Regions from separate parts of the Homo sapiens genome. Here region 1 is linked to region 2. A link is an interaction called in ENCODE POLR2A ChIA-PET data of the cell type or tissue named here. Cell type or tissue: K562. All regions are shown on one strand. Each heading gives the region's core, and the rest is flanking DNA. Links, peaks and the distances in the headings are about the cores only.

Region 1 (5,367 bases), core at 308-5,307, 550 kb after region 2:
GCCCAGCCGAACTGGACCATTTCTTTTGCGCTGATACACATGATCCTTAATGAGAACCAGCTGCTGACACCTGTCCCGGAAGTTTCATCAGAAACAGCTCCAGGTGGGGGACTGCTTCAGCAACGTGGGGCCTCACAGCTCAGATTACAGGGCCGAGCTGCCGCAAGTGAAATAGTGTTAGGGGCCAACGTGGAAAACCCTACCTAGATTCCAGTCCCCACTGTGAGGTTTCTTTTTTTAAAATTTTTATTATTTATATATTTTATTTTTAAATTATTATTATTTATTAATTTATTGTTATGGTTCTTTTTTGAGACAGAGTTTTGCTCTTGTTGCCCAGTCTGGAGTGCAGTGGCGTGATCTCGGCTTACTGCAACCTCCGCCTCCCGGGTTCAAGTGATTCTCCTTCCTCAGCCTCCTGAGTAGCTGGGTTTACAGGTGCCCACCACCATGCCCAGCTAATTTTTTTGTATTTTTAGTAGAGATGGGGTTTCAACATGTTGTCCAGGCTGGTCTCGAACTCCTGACCTCAGGTGATCTACCCTTCTCAGCCTCCCAAAGTGCTGGGATTACAGGCGCGAGCCACCACACCAGGCCCCACTGAACTTTTAATCTCACCTGCTCAGGGATGGGAAACAACTTTTCCCAGCTTCCATTTCCAGCCTGATTGCTCTTCCCCTAAGCATACCCTGCACCCAGAATATTCTTCCCTATTCTCCCCAAGCCTAGTGAGCTTAACCTAGCTCAGACAGCTCTCCTCTGTAACTTCCCTGTGTTCTTGGAGCCCTTGATGGTTTTGCTGTTATGCTTTTTATGCAGACTTCTTGCAGATTTTTCTTCTTGCACAAGCCTCAACTGCTCTGAAGTCAGAAGTCAAGATCCTTTTTTTTTTTTTTTTTTTTTTTTTTTTTTGACAGAGTCTCGCTCTGTCACCCAGGCTGGAGTGCAGTGGCGTGATCTCAGCTCACTGCAACTTCCACTTCCCGGATTCAAGTGATTCTCCAGCCTCAGCCTCCCAAGTAGCTGGGATTACAGGGACGTACCACCACATCCAACTAATTTTTATATTTTTAGTAGAGACCGGGTTTCACCATGTGACCACTAGGCTGGTCTCGAACTCCTGACCTCAGGTGATCCATCCGCCTCAGCCTCCCAAAGTGTTGGAATTACAGGCGTAAGCCAACACACCCGGCCACTTTTTTTTCTTTTTTTTTTTTTTTTTCTGCTTTGTAGCCCAAGCTGGAGTGCACTGGTACAATCGTGGCTGGGACAGGTGTGCCACAGCACCTGGCTACACCTTTTTTTTTTTTGAGAAGGAGTCTCGTTGTGTTGCCTGGGCTGGAGTGCAGTGGTGTGATCTCGGCTCACTGCAACCTATTCTCCTGCCTCAGCCTCTGGAGTAGCTGGGATTACAGGTGTGGGCCACCACGCCTGGCTAATTTTTGTATTTTTAGTAGAGATGGGGGTTTCACCATGTTGGTCAGGCTGGTCTCAAACTCCTGACCTCGTGATCCACCCACGTCGGCCTCCCAAAGTGCTGGGATTACAGGCATGAGTCACTGTGCTCGGCCCTGGCCGAACCTTTTGTGAGCACTTACTGCGTGCTAGGCACCTACTAAGCTCTTTGCGTGTGTTGGTCCTCATGACCCTCTTACTCATCCGAAAGTTCCATGGCTTAGTCTGTGATCCATTTCACAGGTGAGGAAGCTGAGGCCCAGAAGAACTTGCCCAAGGTCGTGGAAGCAATAAAGCTGGTTTGGATCCAAGCAGTCCCATCCCAGTGCCTAGATGGGGTGGGCTTTTACCTACCTTGGAACGTGTGTGTAAAGACACCTTGAAACAAGAGGCATAGGCAGGGCGTGGTGGCTCATGGCTGTAATCCCAGCACTTTGGGAGGCCGAGGCGGGTGGATCATGAGGTCAGGAGTTCGAGACCAGCCTCACCAACATGGTGAAACCCCGTCTCTGCTAAAGAAAATACAAAAATTATCCGGGTGTGGTGGCGCGCGCCTGTAATCCCAGCTACTCAGGAGGCTGAGACAGGAGAATCGCTTGAACCCAGGAGGCACAGGTTGCAGTGAGCTGAAATGCGCCACTGCACTCCAGCCTGGGCGATAGAACGAGACTCCGTCTCAAAAAAAAGAAAACAGAAAAAAGAGGCACGACACAATGATAAGTGATGTCGTTTTTCTTGTTACAGTTACCAGTATGACAGGTGGGAAGGGGCCGGGTGTGGGTTCTGGCCAGAGGGACCTAAGAACATTAGGTCCTGGCAGGTGCAGCCCTGGGAGCAGCCACGAGGGGGCATCAGGCTGCACAGGCGGCTCCAGGATGTCGGTCCGGGACCGGGCATAGGGGTTAGCGAGTGATTCTCGGGCACCGCAGGACGAGCCCTACACAGAGCAGGTGGGCCCAGGAACCCCCTTTCTCAGTCCAGGACTCCCAGGCCTCAGGGCCTGGCTTTGGTGGCGCCCGTCTGTTGCAGTGGAGTTCGGCGGTCACAGCCTAGGGACCGGGTCCAGCCCAGCCAGCTCAGCAGCAGGTCAGCGCCCTGCCCCTTCCCGCGTCGCTGGGACGCCCCGAGCCGCTCAGGTCACCACGCAAAAGCCCTGGGTAATCCGCCGCCAGAAGTTGCGACCGCGGCTGCTGAGGGCCACCTCGGCGGCCTCCTGGAAGACGGCGTGGACGTTGTCATGGAGCCGAGCCGAGCACTCGAGGTAGGCCACCGCGCCCACGGACCTCGCCATCTCCTGGCCCTAGAGGGAGAGGTGGATGGGGCTGCGGTGAAGGGGGCACTGGGCAGGCCTCACGTTCTCGCTTCCTTTTCCCGGACAAGAGTGGAAGGTGGGGTCTGCGGAGCACCCATGGCTCCCGTATCCCTGCTTGCCCAAGCGCCCTCATGCACTTCATCATGTTTGTTTTTCTTTTCTTTATTTTTATTATTATTATTTTTTTGAGACGGAGTCTTGCTCTGTCGTCCAGGCTGGAGTGCAGTGGTGCGATCTCAGCTCACTGCAGCTCCTCCAACCGGGTTCAAGTGATTCTCCTGCCTCTGCCTCCAGAGTAGCTAGGACTACAGGCACCCGCCACCACACCACTTGGCTAATTTTTTGTATTTTTGGTAGAGACAGGGTCTCGCTATTTTGCCCTGGCTGGTCTCGAACTCCTGACTTCAAGTGATCCACCCACCTCGGCCTCCCAAGTGCTGGGATTACAGGCGTGAGCCCCTGCGCCCTGCCAGCCTTCGTTGTTTTTAACCTCCGTTCTGGGCCTCTTTGCCTCTCAAGGCACCAAGAAATGAACTTCCCATGAACCCAGACGTGTAGCAGAGAGGGACCCACGGTCTGAATATGTGGGTGCCTGCCTGGGCCCCCTCTCTGGGTCTCAGGTTGGTGGTGGAACTGACTCTGATATGCCTACTTCCTTGTTCTCCCTTTTGCCTGTGGAGGCTCCCAGAATATTCTAGGGACCATTTCTAAGTGCTGGAAGTTTCTGACCTCTGACAGCCTCTAAGACGACCGCAGCTCTGACCTACACCCTGAGCGTTCTGGACACCTGGTGCCACTGAGAGGCATCCAGAGGTCCCCTCACTCAGTCCTCCCCAACTCCCACCTCGGGCTGGGTTTCCTACCCTGTGGTAGGTCACAGGCTCCAATCCGTTTCTTCGGAGCTTGTTCACCAGTGATTTGTCCTTGCGCAGGTCAGTCTTGCAGCCCACGACGATGATGGGTACCTTCTTGCAGAAATGATTCACTTCTGGGTACCACTGCAGGGGGGCGAGGGGGCATGTGGGGGGCATGTGTGAGCCCTGGAGAGTTCTGGCCCTCTCAGTGGACCACTCTCTTGCTCCCCAGCCTGAGCTCTGATATGGATAATCAGCAAAGCCAGCACCTAGGGAGAAACTATTTGGTACCAGAACCTCATCTAAGAATTTACACGTATGGACCCATTAATTCCCCGAGGCCGTGGCAGCAAGTTCACAACCAATCCCACTGTACAGGTGCGGTAACTGAGGCACAGAAAGGCGATGTAACTTGGCCTTGGCTGGAAATGGCAGGATTTGAGCCTGGGGGTGGGGCTCAGAACCCTGCTCCTGCCGTTCTAGAATCTTTCCTCTCTGCAGGGTAAGGGCCCTCATGGACACCCACCAAACTGAGCAAAACATATAAGGAAGTAAGGGATCCTTTAAAAACAAATCTGGGCCAGGTGTGGTGGCTCACGCCTGTAATCCCAGCACTTTGGGAGCCTGAGGCAGGTGGAACACCTGAGGTCAGGAGTTTGAGACCAGCCTGGCCAACAGTGAAACCCTGTCTCTAGTAAAAATACAAAATTTAGGTGGGCATGATGGCGGGTGCCTGTAATCCCAGCTGCTCGGGAGGCTGAGGCAGGAGAATGGCATGAACCTGGGAGGCGGAGGTTGCAGGGAGCTGAGATCGCGCCACTGCATTCCAGCCTGGGCGACAGAGTGAAACTCCATCTCAAAATAAATAAATAAATCAATTAAAAAGATAAAAATAAATCAATCAATCCAGGCCGGGCTCGGTGGCTCACGCCTGTAATCCCAGCACTTTGGGAGGCTGAGGGCAGGCAGATCACCTGAGGTCAGGAGTTCGAGACCAGCCTGGCCAACAAGGGGAAACCCCGTCTCTACTAAAAATACAAAAATTAGCTGGGCGTGGTGGCGTGCACCTGTAGTCCCAGCTACTCTGGAGGCTGAGGCAGGAGAATCGCTTGAACCTGGGAGGCGGAGGTTGCAGTGAGCTGAGATGGAGCCACTGCACTCCAGCCTGGGCTACAGAGTGAGACTCCGTCTCAAAAAAATAATAAATAAATAAATCTGCTCACAAAATGGTTGCAGCAGCTGTCTGCCTCAACTGCTTGCCTGGTGGAGGGAGGGCTGCTCTGCAGAATGTGAGGCCACCAGGGCCGAGTTCTTTCAGCCTGGACTACAGCTGGGGAGCCGGGGATCCCGGGAGGGGGCTTCCTATCTCCAGGAGCACTAAGTCGGCTGAAGTCGGCTGGTTTGGGCATGAAACTTGCCTGATAAAAATTGGCATCAGCCGGGCTTGGTGGCTCAAGCCTGCAATCCTAGCTACTCGGGAGGCTGAGGCAGGAGAATCGCTTGAACCCAGGAGGTGGAGGTTGCAGTGAGCCCAGATTGTACCACTGCACTCCAGCCTGGGAGACAGAGTGAGACTCTGTCTCAAAACAAACAAACAAACAAACAAACAAAAATTGGCATCAAACTACCTCATTCCTGGAAGCAAATGGGGCCTTTGTGGGGTCCCTGGCAGATTCCCCACACCCCCGCATCCACCGAAACTGCCCATGAGAAAGGTTTCCTTGGTGGCTCCCACTGAACCCAGCA
Region 2 (5,367 bases), core at 294-5,293:
ATGAGTCTAAGATCTTGCACTAGTCTCGGTCTTTGTACTTCCAGAATTGGGGTGTTGCAGGGACTGCTGCATTTCCTTACTAAGCCTTGAGCTTTCAAATGTTTAACAATATTCTGTAATCCTTTATGAGCTTCAGGCCTTAAGGGATATTGCCTTTGATAAGGAAAAGTGGTGGGATCTTTTAACCTGATTTGGACTGGGTGGGCATTTTTTGCCCTTCCAAATTGTCCTTCCAATGCCCAGACTTCAGGGTTGATTCCCTCCTCAAGTAGGGGACAACAAATGGGTAACTTGTTCCCCATATTCATGTAGATAATAGCTCCAGCCTTGGCTAATATATCCCTCCCTAATAAGGGTGTGGGACTTTCAGGCATAACAAGAAAGGCATGTGAAAAGAGCAAAGTCTCCCAATTACAACTGAGGAGGTGGGAGAAATACCTGGTTACAGGCTGTCCCAGGATTCCTTGGATGGTAATGGACCTTGAGGAGAGTCGTCCAGGACAGGAGATTAACACTGAGAAGGCCGCGCCAGTGTCCAGGAGGAAGTCAATTTCCTGGCCCTCAATAGTTAAACATACCCGGGGCTCAGTGAGGGTGATGACATGAGCTGGCGCTTGCCCCAGGCACCCTCAGTCCTGTTGTTGGATCGTCTGGCTGGGGGCTTCTGACCCAGGGAACCTTCATCCTCTGGGGCAGTGCACCTTCCAGTGATTGCCTCAGCATAGTGGACACGGACGAGGGGGCAGCTTGTTTCTCATTGGACAATCTTTTTTAAAGTGTCCCAGTAAACCACACTGATAACAAGCCTTACCAGGTGATTGGCCTGCTTCATGTTCTGTCCTCTCTGAACCACCAAGGTTTGTTTGTCTGAGGGCCATGACTAAGGCTGCGGCCTTTCTCTGATCTCGCTTTTCCTTTTGGACCTGTTCCTCTTGGTCCCTATTATAGAACACCGAGGTTGCCAGGTTTAATAATGTCTCTAGATTTTGTTCAGGGCCCAGGGCTTGCTTTTGGAGCTTTCTCCTGATATCTGCAGCTGATTGGGTAATAAACTTATCTTTTAGAATCAATTGACCCTCAAGTGATTTGGGTGACAGGGGAGTATATTTTCTTAAGGCCTCTCATAGCCGCTCGAGGAAGGCAGAAGGATTTTCTTCCTTTCCCTGAGTTATGGTGGACATCACTGAATAATTCATGGGCTTTTTTCTAATTCTCCTTAGTCCTTCTAGAACACAGGTCAACAGATGTTTACAACTCCAGTCCCCATGATCTGAGTCAAGGTCCCAGTTGGGATCCATACTGGGGATGGCTTGCTGACCGGTAGGGAATTTGTCCCTTTCTACGGCTGTCATTCTATCATTTACTTGACTAAGATACCAGGTATCTCCAAACTCTCGGGCTGCAGCTAAAGCCGCATTCTTTTCATTAAAGGCCAGGGTTTGATCTAACAGTAGCATGACATCTCTCCAAGTGAGGTCAAAGGTTTGCCCTAGACCCTGTAGGACATCTATGTACCTATCAGGATCATCTGAAAACTTCCCCAGGTCTGCCTTGATCTGCTTTAAATCAGAGAGGGAGAAGGGGACATGTACCCGGGTTGGGCCAAATTCCCCTCCCCCTACAACTTGAAGGGGACACAACTGACAGCCCGGGGGGGTTTGTGGTCCTTTGGAGACCTCTTTGCTTATTTCCTTCTGGGCAGGGGAGATTAGAGGAGGATTATCATTAATAGGAAGGGGAGCTATAGGGAGGCTGGGATATGGGGGTAAGCCGAGAGGTCCTCCTTTGGGATGTAAATGGCAAGCTTTGCATAGTTGTGTATTCTCCCTCAATGAAAAGAAAGCTTGGGCATAAGGTATTTCACTCCATTTGCCTTCCCTCTTACAGAAAAGATCAAGCTGCAGGATGGTATTGTAATTTGTACTTCCCGCAGGTGGCCATTTTTCCCCATCAGAAAGAGAATATTGGGGCCAAGCCGCAGTGCAGAAAAAAATGAGCCGCCTCTTTTTCAGGGTTTGTGGGTCAAATTGGTCCCAATGGCTTAGGATGCATTTCAAGGGTGAGCCTGTTGATGCCTGAGTGTTTCCCATCTGAAAGACAAAACCACCCACGGTTTTGGTTTGTTTTGTTTCTCCCCCTGCCCAAGAACCCGCAACAGTCCCTGGACCCTGTTGATCGGAATAGTTGCGCTCACTGACGCAGCAGCAGAAACAACCCCTGCCCAAGAACCCGCAACGGTCCCTGGACCCTGCTGATCGGAATAGTTGCGCTTACCGACGCGGCAGCAGAAACACTAGTTTTCCTCCCAGACCACATGGAGGACCGAGGAAGGTCGGATTTAGTGGTCCTTGCCGACGCATTCTCGAAAACCTGCACCCTTGCCTGTCCTCCTAGACCACAAGGAGGACCGACCGAGAAAAATCGGATTTAGTGGCCCTTACCGACGCATTCTCAAAAACCTGTTAGAGTCCTAAGCATTCTCCTGTTAGTATTGGGACTTTACCCCTGTCCTATAAAGATGTTATGCCCCAAAAATGAAGTGGAGGGCCATACCCTGAAGGAGGGAAGGGGTCTCCAGGGTTGGAAGAGTGACATCTTTTGTCCTAACTTATATGAATAGGAAGGATACAATTTCTGAGGCTCCCCATATCCTAGCTTCAGGAATAGCTTTTGTTAGGCCTGTCAGTGTGAGGAGGGATCCTAAAATTCCAGGTAGTCCCCACTACGATGGGGCTTTGGGCAAAAATTATGTCTTTCTGATTGGTGAGCCCAGGTGCCTAAAGAAGGTAACAGAGTCCTGGAGTTTATACTAGAAATCATTCTTATCGGAGAAACTAGAAAAGCACCAGAGACAGGTAGCAATTTTTAGAAGTGGGTCTAACCTCAGAGAAGGGAGGCAAGAGGAAGTTTGTCTGGCAGGCATTAGGACCCAGGGGGCTAGGGTCAGGATAGATAGGATAGATGGGCGGGTCTCGCTTGGGCGACATGCTTTTGAGAGTTCTGCTCATGGCCGCGGGGTCAACCATCATGTTGTCAGGACCCCAGAGCTGCATGGCCTTCCTCTCTGTCGACCCTCGGCTCAGCCCAGAAGTACAGGAAAAGCGGAAGCTGGTTCTAGGCAAACCAACGGTCCCAACTCCGAAGAGTCGGGGGTTGTTAGAGAGCTCTTTCCCAGAAAGTCTGACACCCATGTCTTTAGTCCAGCGGCCACGCTAGTCACTTTTAACTGGCCGACAGGTGCCTGGTATTTAGCCCCCGAATTCTAAGGAAAGATAGGACAGAATAGCAAGCGAAAGGGGTCCAATGGTACTCACTGCTTGGCGATAGGCAATGGTCTCACCGCTCGGCAATAGGTGATGGTCTCACTGCTCAGCGATTGTCTCACCGCTTGGCAATAGGCGAAAGTCCCTTCATGGTCGCCAAAATGTGTCCGGAATTGGTGGGTTCTTGGTCTCTCACTGACTTCAAGAATGAAGCCGTGGACCCTCGCGGTGAGTGTTACAGCTCTTAAGGTGGCGCATCTGGAGTTTGTTCCTTCTAATGTTCAGATGTGTTTGGAGTTTCTTCCTTCTGGTGGGTTCGTGGTCTCGCTGGCTTAGGAGTGAAACTGCAGACCTTCGCGGTGAGTGTTACAGCTCTTAAGGCGGCGCGCCTGGAGTTGTTCATTGCGCGCCTGGAGTTGTTCGTTCCTCCCAGTGGGCTTGTGGTCTCGCTGGCTTCAGGAGTGAAGCTGCAGACCTTTGCGGTGAGTGTTATAGCTCATAAAAGCAGTGTGGACCCAAAGAGTGAACAGTAGCAAGATTTATTGCAAAGAGTGAAAGAACAAAGCTTCCACAGTGTGGAAGGGGACCCAAGCGGGTTGCCACTGCTGGCTTGGGCAGCCTGCTTTTATTCTCTTATCTGGCCCCACCCACGTCCTGCTGATTGGTAGAGACAAGTGGTTTGTTTTGACAGGGCGCTGATTGGTGCGTTTACAATCCCTGAGCTAGACACAAAGGTTCTCCAAGTCCCCACCAGATTAGTTAGATACAGAGTGTCGACACAACGGTTCTCCAAGTCCCCACCAGGGTAGCTAGATACAGAGTGTCCGTTGGTGCATTCACAAACCCTGAGCTAGACACAGGGTGCTGATTGGTGTATTTACAAACCTTGAGTTAGATACAGAGTGCCGATTGGTGTATTTACAATCCCTGAGCTAGACATAAAGGTTCTCCAAGGCCCCACCAGAGTAGCTAGATACAGATTGTCCACTGGTGCATTCACAAACCCTGAGCTAGACACAGGGTGCTGATTGGTGTATTTACAATCCCTGAGCTAGATACAAAGGTTCCCCATATCCTCACCAGACTCAGGAGCTCAGCTGGCTTCACCCAGTGGATCCTGCACCGGTGCTGCAGATGGAGCTGCCTGCCAGTCCCGCGCCATGCACCCGCACTCCTCACCCCTTGGGTGGTCGATGGGACTGGGCGCCATGGAGCAGGGGGCGGCGCTCATCGGGGAGGCTCGGGCCACACAGGAGCCCACGGAGGGGGTGGGAGGCTCAGGCATGGCGGGCTGCAGGTCCTGAGCCCTGCCCCGCAGGAAGGCAGCTAAGGCCCGGCGAGAAATCAAGCGCAGCACCGGTGGGCTGGCACTGCTGGGGGACCCAGTACACCCTCCACAGCCGCTGGCCCGGGTGCTAAGCCCCTCATTGCCCGGGGCCGGCAGGGCCGGCTGGCTGCGGCGAGTGCGGGGCCCGCCAAGCCCACGCCCACCCGGAACTCCAGCTGGCCCGCAAGCGCCACGCGCAGCCCCGGTTCCCGGCGCCTCTCCCTCCACACCTCCCTGCAAGCTGAGGGAGCCGGCTCCGGCCTTGGCCAGCCTAGAAAGGGGCTCCCACAGTGCAGCGGTGGGCTGAAGCACTCCTCAAGTGCTGCCAAAGTGGGAGCCCAGGCAGAGGAGGCGCCGAGAGCGAGCGAGCGAGGGCTATGAGGACTGCCCGCACGCTGTCACCTCTCAGTTGGATTTACAGTACATTGATGGATAGAATCTGGGATGCTTGCCTGGGTAGGAGGGAACTCCCTGGACTGAGAAGCAGTGGTTCCCAAAGAACAATTGAGGTTCCCACTTTAGACAAAAATCAACTCAAAATGGCCTGTAAAAACCTGAAGTGAGCCAGACGTCATGGCTCATGCCTGTAATCCCAGCACTTTGGTTGGCCAAGGCGGGCCACCGTGACTTCAGGAGTTCAAGACCGGCCTGGCCAATGTAGTGAAACCCCATCTGTACAGAAATACAAAAAAATTAGCCAGGCATGGTGGTGCACGCTGTAGTCCCAACTACTCAAGAAGCTGAGGGGGGAAGATCGCTAGAGCCCAGGGGGCAGAG

Evidence for each region. Peaks named below come from ENCODE experiments on the same cell type or tissue, not always from the same donor. Only the 100,000 strongest peaks of a DNase experiment are listed, where the experiment ranks them.
Region 1: POLR2A ChIA-PET joins it to region 2 with 5 read pairs; 2 of 35 experiments call an interaction of 5 or more read pairs at or near these places.

The regions. Positions count from the first base shown.
Region 1 is chr11:67,068,823-67,074,189 of GRCh38, reverse strand. It overlaps RHOD (ras homolog family member D), which reads right to left. Exons shown (of 5, transcript NM_014578.4): 4 at 3,631-3,765; 5 at 2,173-2,755. The coding sequence ends at 2,588. Among named protein-coding and RNA genes, the nearest start is that of RHOD, 15 kb to the right of the region's middle. RefSeq lists an enhancer at 1-269. In K562, for the core only: a CTCF peak has its summit at 2,288 (motif pointing right); a DNase peak (open chromatin) is centred at 2,299; H3K27me3 peaks cover 601 bases.
Region 2 is chr11:67,618,484-67,623,850 of GRCh38, reverse strand. It overlaps LOC124902696 (a long non-coding RNA gene), which reads right to left and starts at 3,912. Exons shown (of 2, transcript XR_007062741.1): 1 at 3,315-3,912. RefSeq lists enhancers at 1,495-2,076, 2,077-2,659, 3,957-4,830. In K562, for the core only: no CTCF peak of the experiment used is centred there; no DNase peak of the experiment used is centred there; H3K4me3 peaks cover 840 bases.